Linked DNA regions of Homo sapiens: region 1 is linked to region 2. The links are chromatin loops, found by intact Hi-C in ENCODE. Cell type or tissue: psoas muscle. All regions are shown on one strand. Each heading gives the region's core, and the rest is flanking DNA. Links, peaks and the distances in the headings are about the cores only. Region 1 holds the start of LOC124903511 (a long non-coding RNA gene). Region 2 overlaps MAP2K5 (mitogen-activated protein kinase kinase 5).

What was found. Peaks named below come from ENCODE experiments on the same cell type or tissue, not always from the same donor. Only the 100,000 strongest peaks of a DNase experiment are listed, where the experiment ranks them.
Region 1: it touches region 2 in a loop (8-fold over the local background); 2 of 110 quality-filtered maps call a loop at or near these places.

What each region holds. Positions count from the first base shown.
Region 1 is chr15:67,493,627-67,502,546 of GRCh38, forward strand. It overlaps IQCH (IQ motif containing H), which reads left to right. Exons shown (of 21, transcript NM_001031715.3): 20 at 632-740; 21 at 7,007-8,178. The coding sequence ends at 7,120. The region is part of intron 2 of IQCH-AS1 (IQCH antisense RNA 1); the gene reads right to left. It overlaps LOC124903511 (a long non-coding RNA gene), which reads right to left and starts at 1,801. Exons shown (of 2, transcript XR_007064686.1): 1 at 1,267-1,801; 2 at 419-1,019. RefSeq lists a silencer at 8,269-8,443. In psoas muscle, for the core only: a CTCF peak has its summit at 7,773; no DNase peak of the experiment used is centred there.
Region 2 is chr15:67,547,648-67,563,325 of GRCh38, forward strand. MAP2K5 (mitogen-activated protein kinase kinase 5) reads left to right here. Exons shown (of 22, transcript NM_145160.3): 2 at 2,387-2,435; 3 at 15,636-15,678. Among named protein-coding and RNA genes, the nearest start is that of MAP2K5, 13 kb to the left of the region's middle. RefSeq lists an enhancer at 160-661 and a silencer at 9,641-9,720. In psoas muscle, for the core only: no CTCF peak of the experiment used is centred there; a DNase peak (open chromatin) is centred at 2,944; H3K27ac peaks cover 2,393 bases.

The DNA of each region.
Region 1 (8,920 bases), core at 1-8,000, 55 kb before region 2:
TTAGCGACAGTTCTCCTAAAGTAACTTAAACCATTTTTTTTAATTATTATACTTTAAGTTATAGGGTACATGTGCACAACGTGCAGGTTTGTTACATATGTATCCATGTGCCATGTTAGTGTCCTGCACCCATTAACTCGTCATTTACATTAGGTATATCTCCTAATGCTATTCCTCTCCCCTCCCCTCACCCCACGACAGGCCCCGGTGTGTGATGTTCCCTACCCTGTGTCCAAGTGTTCTCACTGTTCAGTTCCCACCTATGAGTGAGAACATGCGGTGTTTGGTTTTCTGTCCTTGCGATAGTTTGCTGAGAATGATGGGCTTAAACCATTTTTAAAATGAACTCGTACAACATCCTAGCTCAGTGGTAGACTTTCGCTAGAAATGACCTACCCTATTGGTATATTCTGCTAAGTTGATTAATAAAAAATATTTATTACGCAAATCCTTTTTGTTGACAAGTTAAAATGGAGTCTCATCTTTCATATCTCCCTGAAGATTGCCACCTTGTGAGATTGAAAATACTCATTAAATTCCATCACCAGACAGGCACAAATGAGAGGGCGATTGTTTTTAAGCATGTGAAGGGAATCGTTGGTAAACTCATTTGTTTGGATATCATTAACAGAACAATCGGCGAGGATCTCCAGGGGGTCCTCATGACCTTTGCTCGCCATCTCTTCATCATCCATCAAGAAATATCAGCACCTAATATGCAAGGCGAGACCAATTTTAAGGTGAGGTGTTAATTAACTAACGATTCTGGTTAATTTCTATACAAGGGCTGAAAATACCTCATGCTGTATTGTAAACAAGTGCTAAACCATCTTTTTTTTATTGTAAGCAGTACATATTTTACAGTGTGCAGGGTCAATACTGTAAGGTTCCCACTGAGGCTGTTAGTTAAATTTAATAGTTTGAAACTTTTTCTTTGAAATAGAGTTGACTTTTAACTTGCTGCCATTTTCAAACTCCAGCTCCTAAGATAGCAGATCTTTCTGATGTTGGACGTGAGTCTGAAATGTCACAATGGAACCAAAACAGAGATCGTCACAACCAAAAATTGCGAATGTTATCTATCTATATTCCAGATAATACAAGGTCTGACTAGTGATTCCTGGGAAGCCCTAGTTTCTAGAGCCAGAGAAGTTCTAAGACCCGAGAAAGCAATGTGTGTTAGGGAGAAGCAGAAAATATAGCATGTATGTGGGCCATCTACCCCACCCGTTTCTCCACCGTGGGTTGGATTATTTCACTACTAACCTTTAGAAGCCTTCTTATGACCTTTAAAGATGTTGGTCTATCAAATCCAGTTGTGTATAATTGACTAGAAGTCTCCAAACTGTAAACTACAGGAACAAGGTCTGTACGGGAGTTTCTGAAATACTGTCTGAACAGAGATGATCACGTGGTATTGAACAGCAAGGTATGAATCTGATTCCCAGCCTAGGCCTTCATTAATTCAAAGGACACAATCAGAAACCACATGTAGTTTTTCTCCTAAATGGAAAGTCCAACAAAAGCTTAATAGAAATGTAATTTTAATTACATTTTTGATTCAAGCTAGGGCCTAACTCCTTTAGTAACAGTAACAATAACAATGTGATTTTATGAGCTGGAAGAATGACCACTGCTTTCCCTACAACATGATTGAGAAGATTCAAGAAAAGACAGACCAAATGTTACATCAGTGTTCACTGGTCCTAAAGGATCTATGCTCATTATTTACTGGTTTTTGTTTTGTTTTGTTTTAAAGAGACAGGATATCTCACTGTCTTGCCTAGGCTGGTCTCAAGCTCCTGAGCTCAAGGGATCTTGTCTTGGCCTCTCAAAGTGCTGGGATTACAGGCATGAGCCACCTTGCCCAGCCTATCATTTACATTTTAAGTTCCTGCTAGCTAGTAGCATCATCTTATCTGTTAGTGCCATGTGCAAAACTTTGAGCCTCTCTGCATTTCATCCATTCAGCCTGTCCAAATATAGCTAATAATCAGAATCAGATGCTTTAACCTCAAATGCATTCAGACTAAGTTGATTCTGGGCTTGTCTCGCTGTGGGCAGAGTCAACCACCTTTGACAAAATGAAAGCTATTTCTCTGCCCTTTCTCTGACTTTCAAAATCATAAAAAGTCAGATATTCTTAGGTAGCTTTTAATTATGTCATGGTTTCTAGCCTTCTGATATGAATGTTTGTTTTCTTGATTTTTACTCATGTTAGGTCTAAAGGCAAAAACTTTCAATCTCAGTAATATAGGTACAATAACAAAAACTTGAAGCAGTGGAATAGATTCATCTTTGCTAGTATTTTCTGTCTCCTACTTAGTGGCATTGTGGTAGGTATTTTCAGTTTTTAAACAAGGATTTACCAGCAAAGTAAAGGCTAAATAAAAATGGAAGGTGATTGAGGCTGGGCACAATGGCTCATGCCTGTAATTCCAGCACTTTGAAAAGCTGAGGTGGGCAGATTGCTTGATCCCAGGAGTTCAAGACCAGCCTGGGCAACATGGTGAAACCCCATCTCTACAAAAATTACAAAAATTAGCCAGGTGTGGTGGCTCATGCCTGTAGTCCCAGCTACTTGGGGGGCTGAGGTGGGAGAATCATTTGAGCCTGGGAGGTTGAGGCTGCAGTGAGTCTGGGTGATGGGAGTAAGAATAAAAAAAAGGAAGATAATGCAGAAAATGCATTTAACAAAATGTAACATTCTTTTCTGATAAAAACATTCAACAAAGTAAAAATAGAAGGTAACTTCCTCAACCTTATAAGGACATCTACCAAAAAACCCACAGCTGACATCATAGTTAACATTGCAAGACCAAAAGCCTTCTCGCCAAGATTAGGAACAAGACAAGGGTGTCTGCTCTTGCCACCTCTATTCATCATTGTACTGGAGTTCTGGACAGAGAAATTAGGCAAGAAAAGGAAATAAAAGGCGCTGGGTGCAGTGGCCCCCACCTGTAATCCCAGCACTTTGGGAGGCCAAGGTGGGAGGATTACTTGCACTCAGGAGTTTGAGACCAGCCTGGGCAACATAGCAAGACCTCATCTCTACTAAGAAGAAGAAGAAGGAGAAGGAGAAAAGAAGAAGAAATAAAAGTAAAAGTATCGGCCGGGCACGGTGGCTCACGCCTGTAATCCCAGCACTTTGGGAGGCCGAGGCTGGTGGATCATGAGGTCAGGAGATCGAGACCATCCTGGCTAACAAGGTGAAACCCCGTCTCTACTAAAAATACAAAAAATTAGCCGGGCACGGTGGCGGGCGCCTGTAGTCCCAGCTACTCGGGAGGCTGAGGCAGGAGAATGGCGTGAACCCGGGAAGCGGAGCTTGCAGTGAGCCGAGATTGCGCCACTGCAGTCCGCAGTCCGGCCTGGGCGACAGAGCGAGACTCCGTCTCAAAAAAAAAAAAAAAAAAAAAAAAGTAAAAGTATCTCTGTTTGCAAGTGGCAAATTCTTGTAAATAGAAAATCCTATGAAGCAAGAGGACTGCTTGAACCCAGGAGTTTGAAACCAGCCTAGGCAACATAGGCAGACCCTATCTAAAAATTAAAAAATTAGCCAGGTGTGGTGGCACACACCTGTGGTTCCAGCTACTCAGGAGGCTGAGATGGGCGGATGGCCTGAGTCAGGTAGGTTGAGGCTGCAGTGAGCCATGATCTGCACTCCAGCCTGGGTGACAGAGTAAGACCTAGTCTCAAAAAAAAAGAAAGAAAGAAAAGAAAATCCTAAAGAACCCATCAACAAGTTTATAAGACATAAAATCAGTATACAAAAGACAATTATATTTGTGTAATGAATAATGCAAAAATAAGTTTTCAAAAAATTCAAGTTACAATAGCATCAAAAAGAATAAAACACTTAAGAATAATTTTTTTTTCTTTTTTGAGACAGAGTCTCACTCTGTCGCCCAGGTTGGAGTGCATTGATGCAATCTCGGCTCACTGCAACCTCTGCCTTCTGGGTTCAAGCAATTCGGCTGCCTCAGCCTCCTGAGTAGCTGGGATTACAAGCACGCACCACCATGCCTGGCTAATTTTTTATATTTTTAGTACAGATGGAGTTTCATGTTGGTCAGGCTGACCTCGAACTCCTGACCTCGTGATCCGCCCGCCTCGGCCTCCCAAAGTGCTGGGATTACAGCCGTGAACCACCGCGCCTGGCCAGGAATAAATTTAACAGAAGTGCAAGATTTTTGCAGTGAAAACTATAAGACATGGGTGAAAGAAATTAAAGAAGACCTAAATAAACAGAAAGACAGTCTGTATTCATCCAATAGAAGACAATAAGGCTAAGATGCTGACATTCCCAAATTGATCTATAGATTCAATGTAATTCTTATCAGAATCCCAGCTGGCTTTTTTGCAGAAATTGACAAGATGATCCTAAAATTCATGTGGAAACATAGGAGACCCAGAATAACCAAAATAATCTCAAAAAGAACGAAGTTGGAGAAGTCACACTTCTCAATTTAAAAACTTACTACAAAGCTACAGTAATCAAGACAGTGTGGTACTGGCATAAGAATAGAGATATAGATCAATGGCATAAAATTGAGTCTGAAATAAACCCATACATAATGGCCAATAATTTTTGGCAAGGGTGCTGAAACAATTCAATGGAGAAAAAATATTTTTTAAATAAATGGCACATGCAAATATTAAGTTGGACCTCTGCCTCACATCATATATAAAAATTAAGTTAAAATGGGCCGGGCGCGGTGGCTCACACCTGTAATCCCAGCACTTTGGGAGGCCGAGGCAGGTGGATCACCTGAGGTCAGGAGTTCGAGACCAGCCTGGCCAACATGGTGAAAACCCCGTCTTTACTAAAAATATAAAAATTACCCAGGCATGTGGCATGCACCTGTAATCCCAGCTACTCAGGAGGCTGAGGCAGGAGAATCACTTGAACTCAGGAGGCAAAGGTTGCAGTGAGCCGAGATTGCACCACTGCACTCCAGCCTGGGCGACAGAGCGAGATTCCGTCTCAAAAAAAAAAAAATAAGTTAAAATGGATCAAATATTTAAATGTAAGAGCTAATACTGTAAAACTCTCAGGAAAAAACATACGTATAAACCTTCATGACCTTGGGTTAGCAATAGTTTCTTAGACATGGTGCCTAAAGCACAAGCAACCAAAATAAAAATAGATAAATCAGACCTCATCAAAATTTAAAACTTCGTGCATCAAAGAACACTATCAAGAAAGTAAAAAGTCAGACCACAGAAAGGGAAATAATATTTGCAAATCATATATCTGGTAAGGCATAGTATTCACAATATACAAAGTACTCTTGTACTCTTACAACTCAACTACAGAAGGACAAATAACCCAATTTTAAAAGGGAGCAAAGGATTTGAATAGACATTTCTTCAGAGGAGATATGCAGGCCAACTGCAGTGCTCACACCTGTAATCCCAGCACTTTGGGAGGCTGAAGCGAAAGGATCACTTGAGGCCAGGAGTTTGAGACTAGCCCAGGAAACAGAGTGAGACCTCATCTCCACGAAAACTTATTTTTAGCTAGCCAGGCATGGTGGCACACACCTGTAGTTCTAGCTGCTCAGGAGGCTGAGTGGGGAGAATTGCTTGAGCCCAGAAGGTCAAAGCTGAAGTGAGTCATAATCACACCACTGCACTCCAGCTTTGGTGATAGAGCAAGACCTGTCCCAAAAAAAAAAAAAAAAAAAAAAAAAGATGTACAAATGGCCAATAAGTATATGAAAGAATGCTCAACATCATAAGTTATTAGGGAAATACAAATCAAAGCTACAATGAAACATTTCATACCTAATAAGATGGCTACAGTTAAATAAAAAGGCAATAACAAGTGTTGGTGAGGATACGGAGAAACCAGAACCCTCATATATTGCTGGTAAGAATTTAAAATGGTATCACAGATATGTAAAGCTTAGCAGTTTATAAAAAAAATTAAGTATAAAATTACCATATGACCCGGCAATTCCATTTCTAGGTATATGTCTAAGTATATTGAAAACATGTTCACACAAAAATGTGTACATTAATGTTAATAGAAGGAATATTCATAATAGCCAAAAATTAGAAACAACCCAAGTGTCCATCGACTAAGAAATAACTGAATTTTATTATATTCTATGGATAATATTTTATATAATGGGATATTATTCACCTCTATAAAAGGAATAATAAAGTACTGATCCATGCTGCAACATGGACGAACCTTGAAAACATTATGCTAGGTAAAAAGCCATTCACAAAAGGTCACATATTGTATGGTTTCATTTATATGAAATGTGCAGAAGAGGTAGATCCATAGAGACAGAAATAGATTAGTGGTTGCCAGGGGCTGAGGGAGTGGGATGAAATGGGGAGTGACAGCTAATGGGGACAGAGTTTCTATTTGGGGTGATGAAAATGTTCTGGAATTATATAGTAGCGATGGTTACTTGCAAATATACTAAAAACCACTGAATTGTATACTTTATAAGGGTGAATTTTATGGTATGGGAATTGTACTTCAATAAAATATAAACAAAGTAAATGGGAATGTGTCATTTTTTTCTTCCCAGCAACCAATGGAAAGAAACCTTCCCATCAGCCTATTAGCCCTCATTTTAGGGTGACTAGACCAATGCTTCTCAAATTATCCATAATAAGGAAACTATTTGTTTTGTTTTGATTTTATCTGACTATCATGGATCAACATTTTTAACAAAATAGAAGAAAATTTAATTACTAGAAAAATACGATTAAAAAAATTAAAGATGTACAATTTAGAAGCCCAATGTTATTATTAGACATAATAGGCATAAAAATTCTAAAAAGTTTTCCAAATTCTTACTCTCAATTTTTTTACTCATTTCAGCAAGACTGGTAAGCCATAATCTGTAGACAAATGCCAGTTGGTAGAATACATTCTGAATAGAACTGGTCTAAACCATGGTGAACTCCCAAAAGGACCAGATGCTTGGGGGAGAGGGATTGTAAGAGGTCTTTAAGTAATAAATATTGTCTTTATTTACAGACCACCATTGCTGATATTGAAACTATTCTAAGAGTAACAAAGGAAAACAAAATGAGATTTGAAGAGGAGCAACAGTCCAAAGATGATAAAAACCTCTCTAAACCCAAGAAATGATCCTGGAATACAGTACATAACAATTTGGATCCCAGTCTGGAATAAAAAGGGCAATTTTTTTTTCTGTTAGAAATAAAAGCCAGGGGAAATTGGTTTGCTTTGTGTGCTAGGAGGTGAATCAGAACAGATTATAATGAAATGCTCTTTTTAAAACATTGTTTATTAAGTGATCTTATTTTATTTATTAAACCAAAACTTATTTGTGTTTTCATTTGAGAGTGTTGAACAATCCCTTCTTCTTCTCAAACTCAGAAAAAAGTAATCTGATAAAAGAAGAAAGTTAAAAGTCTTACTGATATCACCTCCGCATTTACTTCCTCATAGGCCTCAGGATTATGTAGCTTTTATTTTTTATGTTTTATAAAGTTTTCTCCTATTTCTAATAGTCCATCGATCTTCTGCATTTATAGGTTTGAATAAAGGCTTAAGAATTGCTATTTGTCAAAACACAAATGCCTTTTTTTCAAAGCTTCAAATTATATTGAAATTATATTTATATGAATTTTTAAGTGACTATCATTCATCGTGTTTTTGTTATACCAAGCCACTATTGTCTGCTATTGTTGCCATTTTTCAAAAAGTAGGATAAGCCAGCATCTAGTTAACCAAAGCATCAGAATGTATCTAGGTGGCAGTATCTGCTCTTAGTTTAAGATGGAGTGTAGCTCGAGCTCTGTAGCTTGAATAAACATTTGTATTCTCTAGTTCTCCATTTAATACAGCAGTAGGATTTTTTCAAGTTTAGTTCAACATTATACTACCTTTAAAAAGGCAGACTGTTAAGATTGTAGTAGTGCTGACTCTAACTTTCAGCATTCACTTCATAATTGTCCAAAAATATTTCCACATCAGTGAGCTTTACTGAAGGGTGAAATAAAAGCAAATTACAACACCAAAACCATTATTGTTTTAAAGAATGACCTTTATGTCTATAAAAATATTTTAGTGTATTGGGGAAAGGAATAGGATTTTTACCTGTGGAATTTCAATAATTTGTTAACTGTGATTCAGCCACAGGCTAAGAGTTTCTGTAATAAAATTAACATTTGTGTGTGTCAGCTTTTGTTTTGCTATAGTTGGAAATACATTAATTAGCCAGGTTTCCTGCCTGTGCTAGGTACAACACTGACCTCTTTTTCTTGCCAGATCTCTCTAATCCATTCGAGGGGCCCATTGTTCAGACACTTGACAGATAGGAAGTCCTACATGCCCATTAGAGCCGCGCCTCGACTGAAGCCAGAGCAACATAAGGTCCAAGAGACTCATTAGTTCACTGGCACAATCGTGTCCTGAGAGTAAATGAAACCCTCTGTCTCCTTATGGCTCTCATCTGCTCTGGACTTTAAAAGAAAACTGTCTCCGTTTTGTTCGGCACAGTAGTGGATCATTCACATGGTGAGAGCCCCTGCTTAACAGTACAAAACTGTTAAATCTATCGGAAAGTTTTGCATGTGAATTTTGATTAGCACTCCCGAAGCTCAAGCTGCTGGCAATAGCGAAACGATTTCGCCATCCTACACCATTGTTTTACCCACTTGATTGGTTTCTCAAACAATGCCACTTTCCTCCTTTGCAGCTATCATTTGCATATACCACAGAATTCAGACCTGTGAAAGTGATTGGGAGCAGGGTTCTCTACGTAAACATCTACAGCTTCAAAATTAAAGGAGAAAAATTGGTATAATAAAACAATCACTTCAAGTAATTAAGTGGAAGAAGCCAGAGGACCAGATTAAATTAGTGACATGTTTTAATTACAGAACATTTGAAAAGAAGCAATAGTCCATTATCTTTTAACAC
Region 2 (15,678 bases), core at 1,124-9,123:
GGTTTCACCATGTTGGCCAGGCTGGTCTTGAACTCCTGACCTCAAGTGATCCACCCACTTCGGCCCCCCAAAGTGCTGGGATTATAGGTGTGAGCCACTGCGCCCATCCCGGTTTTCTTTTGAAACCTTCTTTAGGTTAGTTAGGTACATGTTATATTGTCAAGAGCAGAAGAAGGCCGCTTGGAAATAAGTCACTTTAGCTGGAAAATGTATATAAAATCATCAAATGTACCCTGCTTTAAAATGACTAGTAGATATTACTGATGTTTAAACTTCTTACCTCTTTGTCATTATGATTGCCCCACTTTATTTGCTTTAAAGAACAAAATGGTTGGTTGTGTTCACATGATTCTCTCACTCAAGTTTGCTTTGTTCTTTCTCCCTTTTCCTCGTATCAGGTGAGGAGCATGTGCAGTGCCTTGTTTATGTCGATGGGCTAAGGCATGCCATTGCCACTGAGCAGGTTTTCAGTTGGTTGTTAGAACTCTGCACTTTGATGGGGTCTGCTATTCCTAAGTAGGAAGGAGCCTAAATTAATTTGCTAACACTATAGAGGTACAGTTCACATCTCAAGATCGGAGTTTCCTGGAAATAACTGGTGATAACCTAGACTTAGAGAGTTGGGGATGAAGCAGTTGTTTTCCCCTCGTTTTTTTAAACCTACACTGGCTAGAATGAGTGTTCAATAAGTACTGCTGAAGGATGAAGTCAGTGAGTGAATCACCATCCTCCACTGATTGTAGGGTGCTGGAATTTCAAAGTTTATTACGAAGTAAGCTTTGTAATATTCCAGTTATTGGTGTTTTGTTTTATTTATTTGACACTAATATGGCACTTGCCATGTGCTAGACACTCTTCTGAGTACTTTACAAATACTAACTCATTTGTTAGGTACAGCTAAGATCTGATATTACACATGAGGAAAGTGAGGCACAGAGAGATTTTGTGCACTCAGCTGTGCCAGAGAGCTAGCATCCAGCTGTAGCTGTTTGGCTGCAATTTCATGTTTTCAGGCTTTCCACTGGATTGCCTGTGTGCTTTATTCTGTACTCCCTTTACAGTTTCCTGTCAATAAATACTTTCTAACTATGAGAGTGTAGAAATAATTTTTTAACACTAAAATCTTTTATAGATGCTTCCTCAAAAAGTTGATGTTTCATTTGTGAGGACTAGACTCAGAAAAAAAAATCTCTTTTGGCTGTAATGAGCAAGGACTGCCTAAGATAGTCCTCTTTGATCAGTTTTATATGCACAGATTTATTTTTGAAAAAAAAAAAAAGCACTATAGAGGCAAGACTATTATGCAAATTGCCACTGCAGCAAAAGCTTCTAAAGAATTGCCTTTAGAAGGAAGTTGCAGCCACTCTGCTAAGTGCCCTGCTTGGAAAGGCTGTGGGCTCCCTGCTGAGAAATACTGCGAGCGGCTTTGTCAGCCGGCTGCCTGGTGCCAGTTCTGCTGCAGCCTGGGAGGGACACTGTGGCAGAGCTCCTGGAGAGAAATGAGGTTTGCAGGCCATTGGAGTTGGACTGGACATGATGGAGGGTCACTTTCCCCAGAGCGTAGGTGTTCTATGCTTATTCAATTAAGCTGTCTCAGTATACTAATTTTCATGTGTTTTCAACTTTATAGATTTATTTAAGCATTGATGTCAGATTATATACCCTTTTTAGATTTTTGTTGTAGGCTAGATTAACTTTATTTCGGTGTCATTAAGTATGTTTTCTGTTGCTTAAGAGTAAAGGTTGATAAGAACTGTTTGTGTTAAATGTGGCATAATGGGTTTATATCGTCATGGAAACTTGGGTGTCGAACTCCTACCATGATGAGTGCGAGGCACAGTGTTGCTTGTTGTATATCAGGAACTACATTTGTTGAATGTCTTCAATGTGCTAGGTCTAAGTTTATGTTTATTAGATTAATTTTTAAGCTACATCTATAAGTATTACCAGACCCATTTTGGAGGGTAATCAAATTGAAGCTCAGAGAGGTTAGGTGATTTTTTTCCCAGAGATTCAGACCTACGTCAGTCTGACTCTCAAAACCCCTCTCTCTTTCAACTGTAGTATATTCCACAGCCTCCCATAGAAGAAACCAAGTTTTTGTAAATACATGACGGTTTATTTGTATATAGACTGTTGAACTGAGAATAAAATATGTTATTAATAAAATGTGGAAAAGTTTCCTTAAATATTTTTCTTCCTGGAATAGAGCTTTAAACTCTGGGTTTACGTTGCTGGGCTAAGTGTGATTATGAGCTAATGTTTTTATAGTTTATGCTAACGTTTCAAAAATCTTTCCCAGGTTCTCATATTTCCTGTAGGATTTGCCACATGTTAGCAATAAAGAAGATGGCTAATTGTGTTTCTTTATTCTTTCTTTGTTTAGGATGTGATAGGCCAGGTTCTGCCTGAAGCAACAACTACAGCATTTGAATGTAAGTCTGGCTTGTATACTTTCTTGACTATTCCTTTCTGCAGTCATTTTTTAAAGGGTTTATGGGTGGCATTACTTTAGAAACTGACAAAAACAGATTATTTATGACCATCATATGGTACATTTAAATATTTATAAATTGATATAAGTTTAATGATGATACTGAACTGAGTAATATTTTCTTATTTAATCATATCTTGGGTGAGCATATTTCTACAATATAGCTTTAATTACCAGCATGACCTTTATCTGCTCTTGCTCCTGATTGTGATAATATTGCAGGACAAAATGAAACGTGTAAACTACCTGTAGGCCAGTGATTATTGATTAAGAGATTTTAATCCATTGCTGCTTTAAAACATAGCAACAAAGTAGAGCTTTTACCATGAGCATTACATGGAATAATTCTGTTTTAGTGGGGCTTAGCAGGGATGCTAGATGGTGACAGGAACACTTCAGGTCTTTAGTCCTTCCTTTTTCCCCACAGTTGGCCTGGGGACAGGGCCAGGGTGACCTGGGGACTAGAAAACTGTTTTGTCATGAACCAGGTCATTGCAGAGGACATCATGGAATGAGTCATGCTACGATGAGATAGTCAGTAGCATAAGGGCCCGGATGCTGAGAGGGATGAAGTAAGAACTGTAGTTTTTTTTTTTTAAGATGAGGGCTACTTTTTTCTTTTCTTTTTCTTTTTTCTTTTTTTTTTTTGCCGCAGACTCTCACTGTGTTGCCCAGGCTGGAGGGCAGTGGTGCGATCTTAGCTCACTGCAACCTCTGCCTCCTGGGTTCAAGCAGTTCTCATGCCTCAGCCTCCTGAGTAGTTGAGATTACAGGTGTGCACCACCATGCCCAAGTAATCTTTGTATTTTTAGTAGAGACAGGGTTTTGCCATGTTGGCCAGGCTGGTCTTGAACTCCTGACCTCAAGTGATCCACCCACCTCAGCCTCCCAAAGTGCTGGGATTATAAGTGTGAGCCACTGCACCTGGCCAGAGGGTCACTTCTTAATGTAGAAAAATTTCAGTTTTTCCACAATAGGATACTTTTTTGTTTCTGTTTTTTATGAAGATGGTTACTTACAGAGAATACAATGAGTACTTCCTTTTTGGAGGATAATTAGGCATTTCTTATCAACATATAAAATGTGCAAAACCTTTGACTTAGCAGATCCACTGTCAGGAAGCAGTTCAACAGAAATAGCTACACATTTGTTGAATGCCCATCAAACAAAGTGTTCATTGTGAGATCATGATGATAATTATTGTTATTTTTAGAGACAGGATCTTGCCTTGGTGCCTAGACTGGAATGCTGTGGCATGATAGCTCACTGTAACCTTGAACTCCTGGGCTTACACAATCCTCCCACCTCAGCCTCCCAAGTAACTGGGACTACACGCATGCACCACTATGCTTGGCTAATTTTTAAATTTTATGTGGAGATGGGGTCTTGCTATGTTGTCCAGGCTAGTCTTGAACTCCTTGCCTCAAGTGAGCCTCCTGCCTTGACCTCCCTAAGTGTTGGGATTATAGATGTCAGCCACTGTGCCTGGCCCACTGTGGGATTATTTATTTATTTTGGAGATAGGGTCTCACTCTTTTGCCCAAGCTGGAGTGCAGTAGTGAGATCACAGCTTGCTGTAGCCTTGACCTCCTGGCTCAGGCTTGTGGGATTATTTTCAATAGCAAAAAATTAGAGGTAAACTAAATGCCTATTATAATGGATTAATAAATTACTATTTGTCTATAATTCAAAGCATTCAACAGTGACTAAAAAGAATGAGTTAGGATTTTTTACATTTGTACGGAAAGATATCTGTGAAATATTGTTGAATAAACAAATAATGCATATAGTATGATCCCATTTTGTAAAATATCCAACCACGCTTCCCCAACTTTATGTGTGTATTGAAAGATAGGATCTGAAGAGTGCCTACTACAGTACTTTCCAGTGACTTACCCTGTAAAGTGGACTTGGGGCCTGAGGCTTGGGTTGGTGGGGGCGGGAGGGGGTGGATGAATGATCACACTTTTTACTTTGTATGTTTCTCTATTGTTTGAACATTTTTCAACAATCATTGCCTGTTTTTAAAAGCTATAATGAGTAGAACTCAATGTAATTAGTATTTTATTAGTCACATTGAACTCTGTACTATAGAAAAATAGTACATCTGTCTGAAATACATACTAGTGTTGCAAGCTTTATTCAGACTCTTTGCAGTAACTCCTTGCAGGTTCCACGGGTTTCATGGACAGTCTGATAGTTAACATTCGGAGTACTTACTGTTGACAGATGCTTTGCTAAGAGCATTCCATGGGTTATCTTATTTCTTTTAACCATCACAAGATCCCCACGAAGTACTCGTTATTTTTTTGAGACAGAGTATTGCTCTGTTGCCCAGGCTGGAGTGCAGTGACATGATGATAGCTCACTGCAGCCTTAAACTCCTGGGCTCAAGTGATCTTCCTGCCTCAGCCTCCCGAGTAGCTGGGACTACAGGCACCCACCTCCACACCTAGCTAATTAAAAAAATTTTTTTGTAGAAACGGGGTCTTGCTGTGTTGCTCAGGCTGGTCTTGAACTCCTGGCCTCAAGTGATAGTCCCATCTTGGCCTTTCAAAGTGCTGGGATTACAGGTGTGAGCCACTGTACCCACGAAGTACTTAAAAGGACATTATTAGCTCTGTTTTTTGGTTGAGGAAAGGAAATCTTTAAGCAACTTGCTGAAAGTCTCTCAGCTGTTAAGTGGTAAAGTGGAATTTCTGGAGTAGTTTCCAGAGTGTATATTCTCAACCACTGTACTGGACTTGTTTTGAGAGTTGTCATAATTATTGAAATCATATATTCTGGTTGTTCTTAAGCATGGTAAAAAGAAGTTTACTTTGTACTTTTTACTTGCTTTTCGGATCCCCAAAGTGGCTTGATGTGCCTGTGCCTGCCTCATTGGCTTCCAGTTAGGGTTCATAATAATAATAATACTGATTATTTTAACTATCATTCATTGATAGCTTGCTCTGTGCCAGGCAGTGTACTAGATGACTTGCCTAAGTTGTTAGTAATCTTTATACTGAGTCTGTGAAATAGGAAAATTATACCTGTGAGGAAACGAAGCTTAGAGGCCTGAAATGATTGCTGAATGTGATTGCTTGGAACGGTGAAGCCCAGGTTCAAACACACATCTTTTTGACTATAAAACTTGCACTCTTTATCCCCAAGTGTGTCAAAAGCCTGTTAAGTGTAAATATAGATAAACCTCTACTACTCCAGGTTTACGTTCTGTGATATCATGCTCTTTCTTTTGCCCCATCAATGGCAGCAGCTCTGTGCCCATCTTCATGTGGGCCAGTTTTAAATGAAAAACAATAAATACAAAACATACCCACAGACAAAATAATGACAGTTCTTAGTTGTTTTGTGTTTGGATTATCATGTACTTTCCACTATAGACTTGAAATCCTAGGCTGGCTTTTTTCATGATTATTTTGTGGTGACTTTTTTTTCTGAACCAGAAATCCGAACCAATAAATGGAATCTATGTTTAAGAAATAGTTGAGGCCGGGCGTGGTGGCTCACGCCTGTAATCCCAGCACTTTGGGAGGCCGAGGCAGGTGGATCATGAGGTCAGGAGATCGAGACCATCCTGGCTAACAAGGTGAAACCCCGTCTCTACTAAAAATACAAAAAATTAGCCGGGCGCGGTGGCGGGCGCCTGTAGTCCCAGCTACTCGGGAGGCTGAGGCAGGAGAATGGCGTGAACCCGGGAAGCGGAGCTTGCAGTGAGCCGAGATTGCGCCACTGCAGTCCGCAGTCCGGCCTGGGCGACAGAGCGAGACTCCATCTCAAAAAAAAAAAAAAAAAAAAAAAGAAATAGTTGAGAAGATATAGCTTATAAGGAATTTTGGAAATATTTCAGTGGCTTATGGGTATAATGGAACAACCCTTGAATAAATACAACTTTAATAAAAGAAATACTTATAGTAATACATTTTTGGTTTTTTTGAAATGGTCTGGCTCTGTCACCCAGGCTGGAGAGTGCAGTGGTGCGATCTCAGCTCACTGCAACCTCTGCCTCCCAGACTCAAGCAATCCTCCCACCTCAGCCTCCTGAGTAGCTGGGACTACAGGTGCATGCCACTACACTGGCTAACTTTTGTATATTTTGTAGAGATGGGCTTTGGCCATGTTGCCCAACCTGGTCTTGAACTCCTGGGCTCAAGCAATCCATGCTCCTCAGCCTCTCAAAGTGTTGGGATTACAGGTGTGAGCCACCGCACCTGGCCTTATAGTAATACATTTAATACTGAAAATATACCTAACACTAATTGATATCTTATATAAAAGAAATGGTGTTATAGTTAGTGATATGAATTAAGCAACAAGAGATAGGGTAGCTGTCAAATGTACCTGTTTTGTATAAATGTAGAGAAAAAGAGTTGAGTGAGTGGAAAAGAGGGGAAAGGTCAGGTAATGTTACAGATTCTCCAGTTCTGAGAAATGGCGTCTCTTCAATGAAACCTCCGGTGATTCCAGATGGCATTAATCTCTCTGCACCTTTACTAGAGCAGGGAACCCCTTCAACCTGCCTTCTGGTGTGTGTGTGCATGTTAACTTCCCTCATTACATTTTGAGTCACTTAGTGATAGGTACGATGTTTTATTCCACTCTTTCTCTCTTCTTAGTAATGAGCTTGCTGCCTTAGAGGAACACACTTGTTGAATGAGTGGAACGTTATGTGTGTCCATATTCAAATGAAAATTATAAAATGTATATGGTCTAAATCTAAATGAGTAATTTGCGTTTTTGGATTATTTGTGTTATAGCCTGAGCATGGGATATAATTGGTTGGTGGTGGACAGTTCAGGCCTCCAAATCAAATTCCCACATTTGACTGACCCAAGGGGGTCAAACCTGAGGAGCTGTATTCTTTCTGATTTCTTTTTCTGGGTGTGGTGTTTCCAAGGGGAGTTAGGGCTGGATGAGGAGAGGGACATCTGTCTGCAGAACTCACCTTTTGGGCTGATGGTCCTAAACCTTGTTTTCTTATTAAAAGGACCTCTTTTAGGTCCTTATTCTCCATTACATCTAGAGCTCACAGTTCTACAGGCTGTACAAGCATGGCACTAGCATCTGCTTGCATTCTGCTGAGGAAGCTTTTACTTATGGCAGAAAGTGAAGGGGCAGCAGGCGTGTCACATGGCGAGAGAGAGTGGAGGAGGTGCCAGGCTCCTTCAACCAACCAGTTTCTCACATGAACCAACAGAGTGAGAACCCACTACCATAGAGAGGGCACTGAGTCATTCATGGGGGATCCACCCCCACGACAAAAACACCTCCTTCCAGGCCCCGCCTGCAACATTGGGGATCACTTTGGAGGGGACAAATATTCAAACCATATCATTGTGGAAATAAATTTGTAAGATAAATTCTTAGAGTTGGAACTACTGAGACAAAGAATACCCATATTTAAATTTCAATATCTATTACTGTGTTTGCTCACCAAAAGGTAGAACCAATCTACACTCACACCAACAAGGTATGAGAAGGCCCATTTCCCTCCAACCCCATCAACTCTGGATATTAGCAAACCTTTTAGTCAATGTCAGTTTGATAGGTGAAAATATTACTGTGTTACTGTTTTATTTTATATTTTTTAAATTGTAAATGAGCTTGAATATCTTCTCATTTGTATTTGGCTATTTGTATTTAATTTCCTTTTTTTTTTTGAGACGCAGTCTCACTCTGTCGCCCAGGCTGGAGTGCAGTGGTGTGATCTCGGCTCACTGCAACCTCCACCTCAGGGGTTCAAGCGATTCTCCTGCCTCAGCCTCCCAAGTAGCTAGGACTACAGGCATGCGCCACCACACCCGGCTAATTTTTTTGTATTTTTAGTAGATACGGGGTTTCACCATGTTGACCAGACTGGTCTCAAACTCCTGACCTCAGGTGATCTGCCTGTCTCAGCCTCCCAAAATGCTAGGATTACAGGCATGAGCCACCGTACCTGGCCAGCTATTTGTATTTCATTTCTATAAACTATTTGTCGTCTTTGCCTGTTTTTCTATTTGGTTATTTATCTTTTTCTAATTGATTTAAGGGTTTTCCAATATTAAGGTTGGCCCTTTGTCTTGTGTGTTACAAATGTTTTTGTTCAGCTTATTGCTCTTTTCGGTTTGTTCTGGTCTTCTTATTCTCTCTTCTTTTTTCCGTGGAGAAGTTTAAAATTTTTACATGGTCAAACTTACTTATTTTCCTTTGTAACTTCTGGGTTTATGTCATGCTTAGAAAGGTCTTCTACAGTCCAGGATATTGAAGAAACATTCATTGATATTCTTTTTTCCTTCTACTTTAATGAGGTTAGACACACACACACAGTTATTTATATAAATTTGTATGTGTCGTATTGTGGGTTTTTATAAAAAGCATGTATTTTTATTACAAAGTTCAGAATTTGTTTATTTTTCTTTTTCTTTTCTTTCTTTTTTTTTTTTTTTGAGATGGAGTCTTGCTCTGTCGCCTAGGCTGGAGTGCAATGGCATGATCTCAGCTCACTGCAACCTCCGCCCCCTGGATTCAAGTGATTCTTCTGCCTCAGCCTCCCTAGTAGCTGGGATTACAGGTGCCCACCACCATGCCCAGCTAATTTTTCTATTTTTTAGTAGAGACAGGGTTTCACCATGTTGGTCAGGCTGGTCTCGAACTCCTGACCTCAGGTAATCCACCTGCCTCGGCCTCCCAAAGTGCTGGCATTACAGGTATGAGCCACTGCTCCCAGCCCTTGTTTTTCTTAATTCTTGCACCATCTTCAGTTTATTTTGGTGAAATAAATCAGGTGGGGATCCAACTTTATTTTTCAAGCAGATAGTTGATTCCACACCAGTTATGGAATAGTTTTTCTTTTCCCAGATGTGAGAACCTTTCTGAGATGAAGGTAAATTCCATAACCATAAAAAATCCTGTGTGTTTGCATTTCTGGGTCCTACATATGCTGTAAGAGCTTGACATTCATATAGGCCCAGAGACCCCTGCTGATTTTCACAGTTTCATTAGCAGATTAATGAGTACACCAACACATGAGGTGATAAAAATCAACCGTGCCCACTAATGCATTTCCTGTGCATATCTGTTACTTGTGTTCCTCTGCCAGCATTTTCTCTAGAGAAGTAACTGCTATAAAATGACTGTTGGATTGGTGTTCGTGGACAGTAAAATCTCACTGGTGACTTGAAACATGCATTTTAAGTCCATGTAGACAAATGCTGTCTTAAACCTATAAAAACCATGTGGTTTCACTTTTCTATTACACTCATGTATTCTAATCTGTAGCTCTCAGAAGTATCTTCACACTTGTCAAACCGTGTGTCTGAGTTTGGTTCAGAAAACATGGTTATAGAATAAATATTTATTGAATTTGTGCCTTTCTTCAACCCCATTTTATACTCTCTCCTTATTGCACAGAATCATTTTCAGCTGTTTTATGAACTGCTGGAAGATTATTTTGTATTTAGGGTGGAAATCTTTAAACCAACACATTATGTCTCATTTTAAATTTGGCATAGTATGACCATTTAAAGCTAAATTGCAATTCTGGAAGTTGTAAATTCTCAGAGTATAGGAAACAACTATAGCTGATAACTGGAGTGACACCTGTAGGAGATACTCTTGTGTTCAGCTAGCCATGACAATCTTGTTAAGAATAGTTGGGTGGGAGCCTCTTTTTGCTTCAGAGAAGAGTCTAAATCATAAAATATTTGGAAGAAATGAAGTTTCATTTCCTTAAACTATTGTATATGTAAAAATATAAAGGGTCATTTTTAAGTAAAACTAGGTAAGTTAGTGAAAAATGGTCACAACAAACCTACACTGAGCCTGAAAATTATTTAACATGTAAGAGTTAATTATGCATCCTAGAATTTGGGGCAAAATAAGAGAGCTTTAATTTGTTGAAATTTTGGCTGGAAATATTACTGATGCAAAAAGTCCAAATCCCTTTTAGTCTTATGAGAGTAGTCATTTCTTATTAATAGTCTTGCTAATTTGTATGAAAATTAAGAAGTTTGAGTCCTTTACTCAAGCACCAGACTAGTTGTTCCTTAAGGTCAGTGGACAGTGCAGCTTATTTTTGAATCCCTACCATAATGGTACCTGGCACGTAATAGGCACTCTATGTGTGTTTCTGGAATGCATGGATGGTTGAAGAGTGAAGTAATAAGGATAAGCTTTCTATATCCCATTCATCAGCAAGTCCTGTTGGCTCTATCTTCAAATTTATCCAGCATGTGATGACTTCTTAAAACCTCAGCTTGGTTTAGGCCACCATCATCTCTCACCGGGATTAGGACAGTGGCCTCCAAACTGGTCTCCCTGTTCTACTTTTGCCTCTATACAGCCTCTTTTCCACATGGCAGCCAGAGTGATTCTTTTAGAAGTCAGGTGACACCACCACGCTCACAACCCTCCAGTGATTTCCATCTCACTCCAAAGTAAAAGACCAAGTCCTTAAAATGCCCTCCAAGGCTCTGCATTTTCGCATCTGGCCTCAACCTGTCCCACCATTGTTTCTCTGAACCCGTGTGTTTCTCCCCAAACCTCTCATTCTGTTCTAGCCACTCTGGCTTCCTTTCGGTCTGTCAAACATGCCAGGCATTCCTCTGACCCAGGGCCTTTGTATTAGCTGCTGCCTCTGCCTGGAACAGTCTTTCCCCAGATATCAGCAAGGCCCACTCCCTCACCTCCTTCAGTCTCTTTCCACTAGAGTGTATGTTCCATGAAGGCAGGATTTTGTTTGTTTTTTCTTTTTTCACTGTTACTGTCCCAGTGCCCAGAACAGTGCCCACCACATAGTGGGTACTTTTATTTGCTGGAAGGAGGAAGAAAGCAAAGAAGTAAGGAAGGAATCAGGAAGAGGGAAGCAAGAAGCTAAATTAAAACTCATGGATATGAAGATGTGGCCATGGAAAGTACGGCCTCTGGTCCTGCCCACGTCATTAACTCCGTGCCTGAGAAGGGCTTTAAACATGACATCTTTTCCGGTAGTTTCCTGTTGATGTCTTTCTAACTTCTATAATTATGTTTTCATTTCTTTTCTCTTACCTGGGAAAAGTGCCTTTGCAGTAGTTCTAATTGCCACCTGGCACAGAAGGAGTGTGACAAATGACATATAATATATTGCCTTAACTTTCTGTAGCTCTTTGTAGAAGCTAGATTGTTTCTCTTGAAAGCCTTCTTGAGCCCCTGTCACTGCAGTGGGTGCTGTTTGGCTGAGAGCTCCCTGGAGTCTGCTGTTTATCTGCTGTTTACTCAGTAGGCCATTGTGACCGCCCCTTACCTGAGGCTGCTTCTCCTCTCTATTGGGCCTTTATGTTTCTCTTCTTGGTTTTTCTTTTGGATTGCATGTTGCCTCAAATAAAATTGCTAACAACATATGGCCTGTTATGATTCTCTTTTCCCAAACTCTGCCATTTTGTATATTTGTGACACACTGCAGATTTTGTGAAGATTGCTTCATAATATTGGTTTACCATCTGCTGCACTCTATTTGGTATCTTGCTAGGATTTTTTCCTCCATTTTAAGTGACATTAACAAAATCTAGCCAGTACATAGGCTTTCTGGTTCTACTTTTGCTTCCCTAATGTGCTGGAAAATCATATTACTATGCTCCAGGCAACTAGAGAAGCCTGGAATTCTCATTGTGAACCAATGTATCAGATCTGTCTGCTCCCCTACCCCCACCCCTTTTGTTGGTCATATCCGGTAACGTTTTTTTGGTCAGATGGCAAAGAACCTCCATGTATAAGATAGAAAAAGCTCAAATTATTTTCTTGCTTCTTAGTACCACTACTTTCTAGTGTTGTTCTCTAACATATTTGTACCTCTGAAACTTTGTGGCAGTTTAGTAAGTTTTTATGATTTATGGTTCCAGCTAGTGTAATTTTTACAGCTTATCCAGCTTGATAGGCAGCTAGCCTGAATCTTGGCTAGATGGGCTGTATATATCCAAGTTTTTGTTCAGAAAAGTATTTTAGGCTACTGTCATAGTAATTTGCTTAGTATGTATTTCTGCTTTCTTACCCTTCACTAACTTTTCGTAGCTGTCAATTCACTGTCTTTAGAGAGAAGTGCATTTTTGCTTTACAGGTTAAGGTGAGTGGTTTGCTCTTGGGCTGCCATCAAGGGGTCAGAGACAGCTCAGCTTTTGCCTTTTGGCTGGAGCCACCAGTCTTCTCATGGGTATGGTTACTTTTCTAACTCAGTTTCCTCTTGGACAAAAACAAGGAGTCTTTAATAAAACGACTAAGCATAGATATTAAAGAGCAAATCAGACAGTCTCCCAAAGAGCAGTTTGTAAAGAAAACCAATACCTATATAAAGCTAGGTATCCTATTAACCCACAACAACTATTCATCAGTATGCCATATAAGCCTGATTTTATCCCCAGCCTTTATTAGAATGCCTCTTTCAACTTATCTGAAATCTTCTTTTGGAGTCAGACCCCCTAAGGGGAGAGTTCCAACATTTTATCACTGGGTTGATGTCAAAAGCTATTCTAACCTTTTGGCTTCAGTTTTCTGTCCACTTAAGCAAATGCTCTTGTAATGTTTCATAGCTACTTTTTATGCAACTTCTCTTCAAGAAATTATTCTGGTAGCTGACTTCTTTCACAGATCTTTTTCTTCTGAAATAATCCCTCAAGAGATTTCTTAGAAATTTAGAATTCCAAAATATTTTGGTTTAAGTAGCCTTAAAGGTTCAAGCTCTAGCTTTGAGAAGTTGAAGAACTCTCCTTTTGTTCTTGATTGTGATTTAAATGATTTTTATGTAATCGGTGCCCCCCCCTTTTTTTAAATAAATTATAAGAAGGGTTTTCACTCGTTTTACCAAAATATAAGCACTTGCCCATCCTATGTGAACAATACCTTATTCAGGTCTTGGGTATATTGAAATTCAAATATAAGCAGTCTCTTTTTAACCATAATCTCTATAGCTAGCTTAGTTGCAGAAATGAGATTTATTTTAAAAAAACTACTTTATTCAGGCTGGAATTTGTTTTTATGCCAAGTTCAGAACTTCATAAAGAACAAATCAGTTTAGCCTACATTTAAAGAGAATTTGACCTGGTTTTAAAGCAAAAATGTAAAGTGCTTTCATGTGTGGTGATATGTAACATTACATCATTTGTACTTTGTTTTTTCCTGTCTCCTGCATTTTTAAGAAAACTTTCGCCTTAACCTTGAAAATATTAGTTTCTAGAACTTATATATAGACAGACTCCTTTCTTCTCTCTCTACAGCTGGAATGGCATTTCTCCCCCAATTTGGCTCTAGAGATTCTATATCTAAAGCGAATGAAAGAATCTTTATGTGTGTAACATCTCTCAGGACTGTGCCTTCTTCATTACTGCAAGTGACCAGTGTATGCCTTTTACTCTGAAAACAGGCAACTCTTGATAGCAGAATACTGGTAGTGACTCTCCTAGATTTAGACAGTGTGATCTTGATGATACCGATTCACACTGAGTTGGGGAACTCTGCAGCAGTGAACCAGGATCCAGAAACAAGTGCTTGGAAAGAAAACAAGTGCTTGGAAAGAGTGAGAGCTATGGGTCACTGAACAGGACTGGTCCAAGTGCTGGTTTCGATCATGCTATCAGATTGCTGTTGGCCACTGAAGAGATAAAGGGAGAAAGTATTTTGCTTGAAATTAGGCTAATTGTGAAAGAACACAAGCTTCCTCCTAGGGTCCCCATAGCCTAGTCACCAAGCAGGGGGATATCCTTGGAACTACAGCCAGACAGGAGGGAAGACCCACTGACTTGTGGTAGGGGAAGATCCCTGTGTTGAACTGAACTCCCTCTGTACTTTCAGTAAGCATCCCCTGACCATGTTGGGCAAGCTTATTCTCTTCATGATGAGAGATTTGTCTGAGGTTCTCCAGGCTTGGGATCAGAACAGTCTTTCTATATGATCAAATCAGCAATTATATGCCCAAGAGTGAACAAAAATAATAATTCCGATTGTTAACACCAGAACTGAGGCATCCTGCTGAGAGCCTGCCCCTTCCAAGTTGTCCCCTTGGGAGGCTCTGTACGTTGCTCCAGACGTTTTTGGCATTTCTTTCAACTGTGCATTTACAGTCTACTACATAGGCTGTCCTCACTGTTGACAAATCTTTATAGAAGGATGAAGAGTTAACTATATATTTGGAAATAGCCATAAGTCATTCTTAGACATGCTTGGCAGATGATGTGGGTAAGTGATCAGGCCAACAATTTCATTTTGGGTTAAAAATGAGATTTAATATTCTCACATAGTCTATCTTCAGGTTTTTAAAGCAGTTTTGAAGAGATATTTCAAAAACTACTTTGAATAAGAGAAGTATCATGAAATAAATACATTATTTCTAGATGTGGCCTCTGATGATACTTACTCAAATTTACACATTCTGGTTATGTAGTTTGTGAAGTCTTGTCCTCCAGCCTTAAGACTTAAATTATTTCAAAATAGCATGAATAGCATTTGAAGCTTTCTATGGCTGGAGAGTATGCAAAACAAGTGAAACTGTTCGGAAAAAGAGCTGCTAAATAGAATGGGGGAGACCTGTATTAGAGCTGCTTTACAAGTTAACCTTGCACTAGGCCTAGGTTCTCCTGTGGAAAGAGAATAATAATAATGATGTTCATGTCGCAGGTTTGTTATGAGGTTTTCAAGGAGGTATTGCATATGAAGCATAGATCACAGTGCCTCATGTATTGTAGTGTTCAGTAAGTGTTAGCCATTTTTATCATGCTGTTGTGAGATGATAGATTGCCTGGGAGAGAGGAAGAATGGAGAAATCGGGGTATGGTGCTGTTTGGGAGATTTAAAAAGTGTGGATAGTAGAACAAGACTGGCCTCTCGTTGGTTTTTAGTTCCGCTAACCAAACCTGTTTTGTCATACTCCAGTTATATTTACTTTAACCTAGAGATATGTTGTGAATGACATGAGCAATATTTTAATTTTCTGCTATCCCTAAAAGAAAGTTTTATATTGAGATTCTGATCATATTCCAAATGGAAAACAAAACAACAAACTAATAATGTCAACATACCCCCAAAATGTGGTGTTGAGGGTTAGAATATCACATTGTAATAAACCGTTTATATTATGTTCCCTTTGTGCATTAAACAAATGCACACCTTATCATTTGCATTATGTGCTTTTAAACAGATGAAGATGAAGATGGTGATCGAATTACAGTGAGAAGTGATGA